Linked DNA regions of Homo sapiens: region 2 is linked to region 1. A link is a contact called in ENCODE POLR2A ChIA-PET data. All regions are on one chromosome and are shown on one strand. Each heading gives the region's core, a stretch centred on a gene start or an enhancer-like site at or near the end of the contact. The rest is flanking DNA. Distances are from core to core; before and after follow the strand shown.

Region 1 (6,397 bases), core at 2,523-5,022:
GCCTCTGCCCCATGTTCTGGAGCTCCTCCCAGGCGAGCCAGGCGCAGAGCACACCTTGGCAGTCATTGCAGGCTGGATGATTTCCCCAATATCTGTGCGTGTGGCCTTCTGTGGAAATAGCATCTTTGCAGATGATCAAGTTAAGATGCGGTCAATAGGGTGGGCCCTAATCCAATATGACTGTGTCCTTATGGAAAGGGAAAATGTGGCTACGGGGACAGACATGCGCATAGGAGGAAGGCCCTGTGAAGATGAAGGCAGGGACCAGGGGATGCTTCCTCACACAAAGGAATGCCCAAGAGTGCCAGCAGCCACCAGAAACTAGGAGAGGCACCTGGAAAGATTCTCCCACCCTGCCCTCGGGAGGAACCCACCTTCGGTCCTTGATCTTGGACCTCTCCTCCCTAGACCTGTGGGGGAATAAATTCCTCTTGTTTAGGACTCGCGCTCTGTGATGCTCTGTTGTGGCAGAGTCTAGGGAAACCAACACAGAAGTGGAAGCTGACCTTCCACCTCTCTATGCACACGGGCGACCTGAGCCGACTGCTGGGCCCTCAGGGGCAAGTGCTGTCCTGTCCACCTCCAGTGAGTACTGCCCAGGGCCACATCCCAAGATGGGCCACAGAAGAGTCACTAGCTGTCTCTCCACCTGCCAGTCATAAAGGTAAGGAGGGGAGGGGAGGGTCAGAGAATGCACCACACCGTCAGGGAGAGAGAGAGACAGAGAGAGAGAGAGACAGAAGGAGAAAGAGACAGAGAAAGAGACAGACGTGGGGGTGGGGAGAGAGACAGAGAGAGGGAGAGAGACAAAGAGATTGGGAGAGACAGAGACAGAAAGAGACAGAGACAGAGACAGTGAGAGAGAGACAGAGAGAAGGAGAGAGAGACAAAGAAAGAGAGACAGAGAGACGGGGGAATGGGGGAGAGAGACAGAAAGAGGGAGAAAGACAGAAAGACAGAAACAAAGAGAAAGACAACGAGAAGCAGAAAGAGGAAGACAGAGAGAGGCATAGAGAGAGAGACAGAGCGAAACAGAGACAAAGAGATACAGAGAGAGAGACAGAGAGAGAGAGACAGGTAGGGGAAGGGAAGAGGGAGGGCTCCTCCTGGTCCCGGTGGCCAATGTGAAGGCCAGAGGGAAGCAGGGAGCCCTCCTGGGCAGCTCCTCAGGAAATAAGGGGAGAGGACAGCCTCTTTCAACAGATGGACCAGTCTTTGGGAGACAAGCTCTCCCCATGGGATGCCATCTCTCTTCTCCACCCTGTGTCTTATGAACGTGGCCTTGGTGCAGGGCCTCCCTCTTCAGACCCAGCAGAAGTGGCATTGCATGCACACCAGTTTGAGTGGCATAGTTAAGTCCCAGTTGACCGAAGTCCCAACCTACACTTAGACTTTCTCAGACCAGTGGCCACCTCCTCCGAAGTCCCCCAGAGAAAGAAACCCCTGCCTTCTGTGCTGGCTTTTAGGAACTCCCAGGATTACCCAGCACTCTCCCCGTCCTCCGGAGAGGTGGGATCCGAGGAAAGGGCGAGCCCAGACACAGCGCCACGTCAGAAAGTCCCGTCATGGCAGGGCGCGGGGGCTCACGCCTGTCATCCCAGCACTTTGGGAGGCCGAGGCGGGCGGATCACAAGGTCAAGAGATTGAGGCCATCCTGGCCAACATGGTGAAACCCCGTCTCTACTAAAAATACAAAAAATTAGCCGGGCCTGGTGGTGGACGCCTGTAGTCCCAGCTACTCGGGAGGCTGAGGCAGGAGAATCACTTGAACCCGGGAGGCGGAGCTTGCAGTGAGCCGAGATCGCGCCACTGCACTCCAGCCTGGGTGACAGAGTGAGACTCTGTCTCAAAAAAACAAACAACAACAACAACAACAACAACAAATCTTTATCTCCCTACTATTCCTAGCTAGAATTGCTCCCTGAATTCCACGGTGTCCAAGCCTAGGGGGCATGTTTCTGTAATGCTCCTGTGGCAATGGATACACAAGTCCCTCTCTGGGCTTGGGCCCTTATTCAGGGTTTGGAATGGATTCTTGTGTAAGATCCAGCCTGATTGCACGGTGCAAGCCACCATCTGGAACAGCGGAAGATGATCGAATCGCATTGCGAAATACAAAACACGAAACTTTTTCCTGTGTTAAAAATACTTTTAAATAATGGAACCAATCTGATAGCATGTTGAGAAAAACTTCACTACCCACAAAAGCTAGGAAGAAAAAGTCACGCTAGGGTTTCTTCCTTTTGCCTGAGTTGCATTTTTTCCAGTTTTAGAACATCATTACCTTTGCAAACAAGGATTTTGCTATAAAAGCATTCTCACGTATATTTGCCTTTTTGTAGGTACTGATGTCACCTTGAGCCAAAGGAAAACAACGAGCCATAAATCAGTGTATGAATGAGCAAAGGAATACCATGGCGCAGAACATCGTCATTCCGTCTTCCTCAGGTGCAAGCAATCGCAGGATGGTTGAGACTTTACAGTCTTCTGACAGCTCTGCCCACATGAGTGCCGCATGCACATGTGAAACAGCTATCATTAAAACTGCGCTAGCAGCTAAGGAGTAAAAAGGAAAACTTAACCAAAGCCGTGACATCCCCTAAAGGATATATTTCACCAACGCGATGGAGCTGCTGGAACCTGGGCGGCCAGATGCAAATGACCCGAGCAAAGCCGCCTCCTCATTGGCCAGACCTCTTCTCCTCCCACACTCTGAAATCTGAGTCCCATCCACAAATATCCTCAAGTCAAACTCTAAGTACAAAAACATCTAAGAAATGTTGCCTGCACAAAAGCATTTTTGCTCCGAGAAAGGGAATTTCTGACAAAGTCTGGGAAGACAAAGGGACAATTTGGGACAGGCACAAACTGATTATAAACATGCTTTCTTTAATTAAATGATAAAATGTTAAATAAATCTTCTTTAGCACAAAAATACTGAAAGTCTGTACTCAGCAAACAAAATGAATCAGCAATTTTTTTTTCAAGCCTTCAAGGTTAGTGAATTGACCTATCACTCTGGCTAACATATCTTAGGCTTCCTAATATGTTAAAAAGCTTTGGAAAATTTGGAAGGCAATATTCTAGCTCCCAGGAGGCCAACACCTCCTGACACCTAACATCTAGCTTTGAGAGGCAAGACAAGAAGCCCACAGAGATGTGAGCTCTGCACAGGACCAGACGCCCTGGAGATCCTGTTAGGAGGTTGCACACAGATGATCTCGATCACCAACCCCCAGCAGGAATCTTGCCAAATCGGTATGAATATGTCCATTTTACGGATGCAGAAATGGAAGGTGAAGAGGCCAAGGGATATGCCCAAGGTAACAGAGCTAGGAAGCAGCTGAGATGGAATTCTGACCCAAGTCTCTTTAACATCAACTGCATCCACCACTATAGTCTGTGAACCATTAAGTAACGCCATATAAATGGCAAATTGCTTTTACATTATTCATGAAGTGAATTGACATTATTGTTTCTGCCTTTAAGAAAGAATTAAGGACAACAGCCACGAATTCTGACTACATATATCGAAGGATGAGGGACCCAATACGTAAATGAGAGAAGTTGAGGGACCTCATGCCCTAGAAATCGGCCACTGTTGTTTTCTTAGAGAATTCACCGATGTAATGCTGTTCAGAGCATTTTGCTGGCACATTTTAGCATTGATCATTGTACGAATCCTTTCAAATTGCATATAGCAGATATGAGTCACTTTCTCATTTTGCAAAAGAGGGAACTCAGGTTTAGACAAGTCAGATGACTCATCTAAGATCATGCCGTTGGAATTCTGAACCCAGATCACCTTACTTGAAATTCCACGATTAAAAAAAAATTAAACCTGGAGGAGGCTACATCCAGTCTTCTCAGTGACACCTGTTCTAAAGTCTATTCAGAAATTCACGTTTTCTGAGGACTTTTGGAAAGTCATCTGGAGAAAACTATCATCGGATTCTGTAGCCTCTAAAAGTATTATTTTTATGTAGCCATTCATCCTCTAGAAGGGAAATCATTGGTCCTATAGATGGACTGAAGATGTGAAGGGCCTAATGAGAGTCACCCTCAACAGAAAGCCAGGTCCTCATGGCCAGACTGCTCTCGTCTCTGCTGTGTCCTGCCATTACTGTCATCCCAGAAGAGGTTCCTCACTCACATGTAAGGAAAACCAGCCTTTTATTACAAACACAGGGGATCCAGACAAAGATGGTTCAACTGCCTTCACAAGACCAACGTGACTCATGCTCGTTTGATAAGCATTTAATGATTTTTTTTTTTTTTTGAGATGCAGTCTCACTCTGTTGCCAGGCTGGAGTGCAGTGGTGCGATCTTGGCCCACTGCAACCTCCTCTTCCCAGGTTCAAGTGATTCTCCTGCCTCAGCCTCCGAAGTAGTTGGGACCACAGGCACGCACCACTACGGTCAGCTAATTTTTGTATTTTTAATAGAGACAGGGTTTCACCATGTTGGCCAGGATGGTTTTGATCTCTTGACCTCGTCATCCACCCACCTTGGCCTCCCAAAGTGCTGGGATTACAGGTGTGAGCCACCACACCCGGCCGCATTTACTGGTCTTGAGTGCACAAGTGCAGCTCCTGCATCAGTGGGCACGGTCTCTGCCTCCCCATGGACGGGCATCTTCGGGACTCTGGTGTCAGCGGTAGGAGCGCACCTGTCCTGTCTCAGGTTGGCCCTGCCCATCTCCCCAAGAGGGAGAGATGCTGAACCGGACGCCACACAGACGCAGCAGCCACTGGGAGCCGAGCCGGCCCAGGCACCTCCGGTGGCAGAGGGACGTCCAGATAGCAGGGACATCGGTGACTGGCAGGTCTGCAGGGGAACAGTGGCCTCACGGAGCACGGACGGGGCAGACAAAAACCAGGTCTGTTGTAGAATGAACCCACCCCATTGAGGAAGTGGCTGGCGCTGGGGCAGAACAGAGGCTATCCCAACGGTGTCCTGGCAGAGGCACCATATTCCAGGCTTGTCCATCCAGAAACTTTAATTTGGCTCTGTTCTGGTGGTGATTAGACCGTCAGAGCCCACCCCAGCTCACCCAAGCCAGAACTCACCCATCTATTGACCAGGATTACACAGCACTCAGCACATATGTATGGAGCGTACGCCGTGCGTCTAGTGAACAAAACAGACAAAGCTCCCGGTTGCTGTGGAGCTGATTGTACCCCAGGAGAATGTGCTGAGTTTTGGTAAGATGCCTCCTTTCTATGATTCTTATATTTACCCTCTTCCCCGTGAGGTGTCTGGGACATTGAAATTCATAATCAGCTGCGTGTTGCTGCACACGTTCAGAGAAAAGAGCATCATTTATTCGGCAAGGACGTTTCTCCAGGCCTTGCCCACGGAGAGTCCCTTCCCACTGACTGCACGCTCAGGCCCGCGCCCTTTCTGCGGTCCAGTCGCACAGCAGCCAAGCCCTCGGGTGGCCGCAGTCACCCAGCTTGCGCTTGTGCGTCCCGGGTGTCCTCAGCAGGAGCAGCCTGGGGTTATTGCTACAGACCCATCACAGCACACCTGCAAACTCAACCGCAGTCAGGAAAGCGTTCTCCACACCCTGCTCGGAAGAGGGTCGCAGATCTCAGGAGTGGCCAAAGCCTCTTCCCTGCATCTGAGACATTTATGCAAGGCCAGCGCGGTGCAGAAGGGCTGGAGCTGGGTCCCAGAGGCTGGGGGACAATGGAGAGGATGGGGCACCACAGTCCCTGCTGAGGGGATGGGCGGGGCACCTGGGGATACCTTCTTTTCTCTTCAGGACTAGCACTTGGATGACAAGCCTGAGAGGCTCCTCAGGAAGCAGCCGAGGGCAGGGGTTCCGACACTTTCTTTTCTTTTTTTTCTTTTTATTATACTTTAAGTTTTAGGGTACATGTTTATTACGGCACTATTCACAATAGCAAAGACTTGGAACCAACCCAAATGTCCAACAATGATAGACTGGATTAAGAAAATGTGGCACATATACACCATGGAATACTATGCAGCCATAAAAAAATGATGAGTTCGTGTCCTTTGTAGGGACATGGATGAAGCTGGAAACCATCATTCTCAGCAAACTATCTCAAGGACAAAAAACCGACGCTTTCTCTTTCAATCCTCAAGGCCTCCAGTTATCCCTGGGAGAGGAAAGCTCCAGAATTTTCACACATTTCTTCTTCTCACAGGCTAGAATGCTAAGAAAAAGGTTAAGGAACTGGATATTGAAGACGGCAATCGTCCCTTTTTAAAAATACTTTTTTTTTTTTAGGAGGAAACACTAATGCTGTCTGGAGTGTCACCTCCTGTCCTTGCAAAAATAAAAACCAACAAAACAAAAATGCCCTCTGGCCAACAGAATGGACAGGATGAATGCTGGGTCCATGCAGGGAGAGTCGGCGATGTGGCT
Region 2 (6,397 bases), core at 1,509-4,008, 93 kb before region 1:
GTGTTTGGAGGGGCAGATCAGCCTGGACTGATCGCTCCCTGGACCTGATGAGCAGCTGAAGTCACTCCTGGACCCTCCCACTGTTACTGTTATCTGTGGGACCCTGTTTCCCAGGGTTGGGGCCTTCCTCTTCTCCTCCAGAAGGTAGGCATCCTTCAGTAGCATCCTAAGAAGGGTGCAGAGGGGCACGGTTCTGAGGGCCCGGCAGGACTACACGTCTTTATTTTACCTTCATGTTTTATGGTTTGATATAAAACTACAGTTTTACTATAGCTTTCCACTTAGCATTTCCCTATTTACTTTTTATTTTTATCAAAGAAAATGTCCAATAGAGCCAGACCCTCCTCCAGGCCGTTCTTTTGGTGTTGACCACTGACCCGATCCATTTACGTCATCTGTGTGTACCGGCAACGCTGGCTTCATTCACTTTCTCCTATTGTTGCCTTGTTGTTTTTGGCTGGTTTTCACAGTAGGTCCTAAAATTTCTATTTTTGAAACTCTAAACATATATAAAAAAAAGAGAGAGTAGCATAATGGACCCCTGTGAACACGCACCATGCAGCCTCAACAAAGATCAACTCCTGGGCAGCTGTGTCTCCCAGGCTGCAATACAGGCCACAGTGACCATATTGAAGGCACTGCGGCATCTTCCAGCCTCCCTGCGACTGAGCAACTCACTTCCATTCTAATGCCTTTTCACCTGGGAGCTGCTTGTTTGTTGTTCCCATTTTAAAGCCCTCAAGATCATCTATTGAATGATGGCGTCTTGGAATTCCATGACGACAGACCTGTGATCATGTCTCCTTTCATTCTGCTGGTCCTTGGCAGGTCTCTTACATTTGGGCACTTGTTAGTTCTGTGAACTTTTACTTGACTTCATCCTTCAGACCTTCTACAGAATTTTTTTTTTTTGAGACGGAGTCTCGCTCTGTCGCCATGCTGGAGTGCAGTGTCGCGATCTCAGCTCACTGCAACCTCTGCCCCCTGGGTTCAAGCTATTCTCCTGTCTCAGCCTCCTGAGTAGCTGGGACTACAGGTGCCCGCCACCACGCCCAGCTAATTTTTGTATTTTTAGTAGAGATGGGGTTTCCCCATGTTGGCCAGGATGATCTCGATCTCTTGACCTTGTAATCCACCCGCCTCAGCCTCCCAAAGTGCTGGGATTACAGGCGTGAGCCACTGCGCCTGGCCAGAAATTTTGTTTTATTTTAGTTGTCATTCCTACAAATTCCAGGAGCTGTGATTTAGTCTCTGTCTGCGTGCACGTGTGCGTTCATCTTGCTGTTTTATGAATGCAGCATTTGCCTAAGGATGTTAATATAGATTTTTTAAAAGTTTTTTTCTGCTCTCTTTATAGACTGCTTCCTCTATGTTAATTTTTGTAACTTTCATTATTTTTTTTAAATCAAATCTTTTGTGGTGCTAGACTGTCCTTTCACATTGACGACCAAGGTACTAAAAACCAGACTGAGTCACGGCAGGGCCTGTGGGCTAGGGGCATCATTCATTTCCCCTGTCGGGGGAAGGCCGCCCACCCATGGCTTCTGATTGTCTGGGAGCAGGTGGTCAGGGGCTCCTGCACTGAGGAAACTCTTCCTGGGCCCCCTGCATGGAGCGCCCCCACCCCTGTGAGATGGAGAAGGAGGGCAAGAGCTCCCCCTGTGGCCCAGCTATGGAAGGAGACCCTTTTTGTTGGGCTCCTTGTGGTAAACGACCTCTTCCTGTCCACATCTTCAGCTGTAGACACGTTCCCTGTACTTTACCACCTCTCATCTGTTCCTGCTTTCTGTACCTTGTTGAAATATCTCACTGGCTGCTGTTTTTCCTCTCATTTTCTTTGTTATTATGAATAATATCTTTAAAACTATTATGCAGAGCTTTAGGTAAAAGAGAAGATAAAATCCATCTGGTCAATCCACTGTGTTAAATAGAACATATATTTCTGAAAGTTCTTTTTCTTTCTTTTTCTGATTTCAGTTTTCTTCCCTTTATATATTGTGTCTTTTTTTTTTTGCCACTCATTCCTCTAACCCATCTACCTCCAAGAGACTGATTTCTAAATCTCTCATGATCTCTTCCCTGTTAGAGATCAGATGAGCAACAGACCTTGTTCTGTCTGATTCCTCCAACGTTCTAAGGGAGGAAGTTCTCTCCAGTGTAGACCAAAAATCGACTTGGTGGTCTGTGGTCAGCTGAATTGTTTTTCCAGAATGTAACAGGAGTTTCATGCCCCATCATAACCAGATGTAGCTGAAAGCTTTGGTGAGTTGACCAGAAAAGGTTTCCTCGAGCTCTTCATCATGTGGGCATCTATATATAGACTCTACTGCGATGTCGCCCTCGATCTTAATCCGCCTTGCACAGTCTAGTGAGTGGCTTCAGGTTTCCTGAGAGATTTTATTCAGCGGATCATGGTGTTTCTCCACACGGATGCAGTGTTCCCTGCCATGATACAATGTGAGAATGTGAGAGATTTTTTGCCCTGCAAGGAAAGAACTGAATTTCTCATTAAGTTGAAGAAATTTTTATGATCATTGAATTATTAAGCTCTGGTCTTTTCAGAAAGCTACCAAGGGAAGGGAAGGAAAAAAATAAATAATAAATGGTGTTTTTTGTGCAAAGTTTACATTTTTTTTTTCCAGGGAACAAGAAGGACGCTGATAAAACTCCAGATGGTTTGCTCATCCACGTCTACTCCACACATTTCTCCTAGATGGCGGCACCTCCTTTCCATCCTGACTTGGAGGGGCTTCATTTCAGACGGTCCGTGATTCACATTTTCTTACAGTACTTTGAGCTCTTGAAAGCCCTGGTAGAGATCATTATCATTTCCTGCTTTAGCCTGGCTCCTGAGCTGTGGTGGCTGCATTTCTTTGGTCCTGTTTTTTTATGAGCCTCACCCTTTGAGTACCAATAAAGGCTGCAGTAAAGGGACTGATCCAGACCCAGATAACTGCATGGCCAGAACAAAGTGCCCCAGCCTAAGCACCATGACAATAAATGGAGCTACATTGAAGCAAAAAGTTCCAGAGAAATGGGAAGAGAGGTGCCACAAGAGAGAGCAGGACTCTTAATCTTTTGCAACTAAAAGTTAACTGTTACTTCCACTACTTCAATTTGGAGCCTATTTGAAGGAGCCGTTGACATATGCTTTTATACAAATTTGTTGATCTGTATTTTCCTATATTTACCTTATGCACTCCTCAGTCATAACACTGCTAGAATGTCCTTTGTGTAATTTAAAAAGCGACAATGGAATTTTTTGAAGTATGCAGGGGGAGAAGTGAAAAGAAGATGTCCACAGAGCAGGATGCTCCTTATCCTGGCCCCCATCTGTCATCAGGGGCACTGGGAACAGTCTCTGTTTTTCCTAGGAGCAGCGATCACTTAAACTAATTTACAAAGTAAGCTGATTTATGCCTCTTAACAGTTACTGAGTGCTTAACATTATAGGAAATACAGTCTAGGTCTAAATTACTTACAAGGGATGTTTCAAAAAGTAGTCCTAAAAATTATTCAATCACCAAGAAATTATCCTTCATATAAATGTGTCAGGAGCAGTATGCATTGACATTTTGAGTAAATATTTCAGTTTTATGTCGAATGTATACTCAGTTGCTTCTGAAAAATAGATTGTAAGCAAGCAGATGGGGAAAATATTTCAAAATGGAATTTAAGAGGATCAATTGTATTTAGAATCAGTTGTATTAGAAATACAGCATAATAAGAGGTATCTTTCTCGGAGCTGTAGGTATTGTTATAACCTGGGATTTGTTTCCTGTACATCTGGATATAGATCATTATGTAAATAAAAGAAATGCCTTTTCAATATTCAAAAGTGTTTTTTTTCTTTTTGAAGCACAGCTAGTTATGTTTTGTTAATAAGGGAACATTAAATCTTTAATTTATTCCAAATTTTACTCACGATACTCAAACTGCTCTCACTCATTTTAGGTTGAGACTTTTCCAAGCCAGGATTGGGCTGATGCAGGGGACCTCCTCCGAGCAAGAGGGTGCATGCCATGGATGACAAAGGCAGGAGCTGCTCAGTCCAAACCCGGGTCCCCCAACCACCGTCTAGTGGACGTGTAACATCGGGCAAGTGATGCAGCTTTCCTCTCGCATTTTCCTATAAAATGGAGCTAAATATAGTCCCTACCTTATAGGGTTCTTATGAGGATTAAGTGAGTTAATGTGGAAAAATCTCTCACGACAGCAATTGGTTATTGGTGTCATATAAGGGGAAACATGGACTTCCTCAGATAATGCCAACGATTGACCCTTTCCTGCTGGGTATGTCCAGACAGTAAAACTCCTCTGTGCTTCAGAAAGTAAAGAACTGGTTCCATAGATGTGGGACATGAGCAGGGGTGGTGCTGTTGGAAATTTTGCTTTTTTGTTTAATGTGAACAATACCATTTGTTCTTGAGTGGTTTTGCCCAGGTATTATAGGCAAGGGGTCTTTGAAAAATGAATTTATGGCCAGAAGTGGCTGTATCTTCTCAAGCAAAGCCCTCGGTGTTTACTGATACCATCAGTAACTGAAGGCTATTCTGGTTAGGGCTGAAATTCTTTTCCTTTTACAGAAGTTGGAGACACCAGATAAAAGACACTAAAAAGTTATAAAGTAGATTTAGTGTTGAGTACGTTCCAGCATTCTCCATTAATTGTGTGGTTTCAAATAGCAAAGGGCTACCTCCTCTTGAAGACAACTCATGAGAGGATCATGGGGAGGAGATGGGTCCTGGAGGACCAGGAGCAGGGAGACACAGCCATTTCTGGGAAGAGCCCGTGGAAAGGGCATCCAGCCAGACTCCAGATCCCTCGTTTTTCCTTTGGCCAACTTCATTGCATCAACTTGTAGTTGATGTACTACTAGCAAATTGTAACAGTGTGTAGACTACTTAATAGGCGATCAAGTGGACCAAGAGGAAAAGTCGGACCTTCCTGGGGCACACATGCAGGTAACATGGAAACTGTAGTCACTTCCTGGTGCCACCTCTTAGCCAGGCGGTGTCCTTAGTGATATTGCTTATGCCTTATTCTCGCCCTGTGTGGTTACGATCCTCCACTGCACAGGTAATGAACATGAGGCACTGAAGGTAACCTGCCCAGTGTCCCACAAGGCTGTGGTGTGAATGTTTACATCACCCAAAGCATTGAAATCCTAACTCCCAAGGTGGTGGTATTTGGAGATGGGGCATTTGGGAGCAGATAAGGTCATGAGGCTGAAGCTCTCATAGATGGAATTAGTGCCTTATAAAAGAGGCCCCAAGAGAGACTGCTTGTCTGTCCCTTCCACTGCGTGAGAACACAGCAATAAGGTACCATCCACGAACCAGAAAATGGGTCTTCAACAGACCCCAAATCTGCCTTGACTGTGGACTTGCCAGCCTCTAGAACTGTGAGAAATACAGTTTTGTTGCTAATGAGCCACCCAGCCTATGGTACTTTGCTATAACAGCCCAAACAGACTGAGACACAGTGAGTGGACCCTGTGACGCCAGAGTCTGTCCCTTGGCCACCACTGTTGAAGGCCAAAAGGGTGAGGGTCGTGATCAACTCAGTGCACCACTGGAGGCCATATGGGTAAACAGCAAACTGTTCTCATGAAAGCAGGATGTTGGCAAACTGACAAACTGCATCTGCAGCCCAGAAGGAATGCTGAGGGCAGTCACAACCCAGGCACAAGTGTTGCTTGGGATTAGACGCATCTGGAGCCTGTTAGCAATAATGTGAACCTGTGATCAATTAAGCAGCTGACCAGTCTCACCTCCTCCTCCCTGTTCTTTCTACCCAATAAATACAAAGGGCTGGAGAAGCTCAGGGCTGCTGCCTTTGCTCACTAGAAGCGGGGAGCTCTCTTCTTCCCCTGGCCCTTTCCTTTAAAACAGTTTCTTTTGTCTTAAGTTTTCATTTCTATGTTCATCCCCCTTCATTCAGTCTCATAATGACGGTCTCAAGTAGTAACAGTAGTAATTGTCATAATGATGGTCTCAAGTAGTAAGAGTAGCAATTGTCATAATGACAGTCTCAAGTAGTAACAGTAGTAACTGTGGTAATGACAGTCTCAAGTGGTAACCGTGGCAGTCTGTCACACACCACCTGTCTTTCTTCCTAACTGCTCAGTACCTGGCTCCCTGGTGCACTCATGAGACCTGCTCTTCCCTTCTTTCTCACCCCTTCCACTCAGTCTGGAAGTTCTCAAGCACCACTGCTGAATCAGCAAAAAGTGAATGTGACAGACACAGTCACTGCCTTTTGAGAAAATTAATTCCCAGACAGACAACACTGCTATGGGCAGAATGTATAAAGGATCCCTCAAATAAGACACAAATGCTACACCTCACCTTCAGGAACTGTTGTGGTTTGGATATAGTTTGTTTGGCTCTGCCAA

What was found. ChIA-PET counts read pairs that join two places held with the same protein, here RNA polymerase II (POLR2A).
Region 2: POLR2A ChIA-PET joins it to region 1 with 11 read pairs in activated T-cell. The contact joins two enhancer-like sites. POLR2A ChIA-PET finds 5 or more read pairs at or near these places in 2 of 52 experiments (OCI-LY7 and activated T-cell).

The regions. Positions count from the first base shown.
Region 1 is chr18:76,561,651-76,568,047 of GRCh38, reverse strand. No RefSeq gene overlaps it. Among named protein-coding and RNA genes, the nearest start is that of LINC00908, 36 kb to the right of the region's middle. Within about 2 kb of position 3,772, at least 28 of the 41 ENCODE cell types and tissues checked have a DNase peak (open chromatin) inside an H3K27ac peak, as active enhancers do.
Region 2 is chr18:76,654,037-76,660,433 of GRCh38, reverse strand. It overlaps LOC107985151 (a long non-coding RNA gene), which reads left to right. Exons shown (of 3, transcript XR_001753506.1): 2 at 2,643-2,763; 3 at 3,955-4,117. Among named protein-coding and RNA genes, the nearest start is that of LINC01927, 18 kb to the right of the region's middle. RefSeq lists an enhancer at 1,226-1,727. Within about 2 kb of position 2,758, at least 2 of the 41 ENCODE cell types and tissues checked have a DNase peak (open chromatin) inside an H3K27ac peak, as active enhancers do.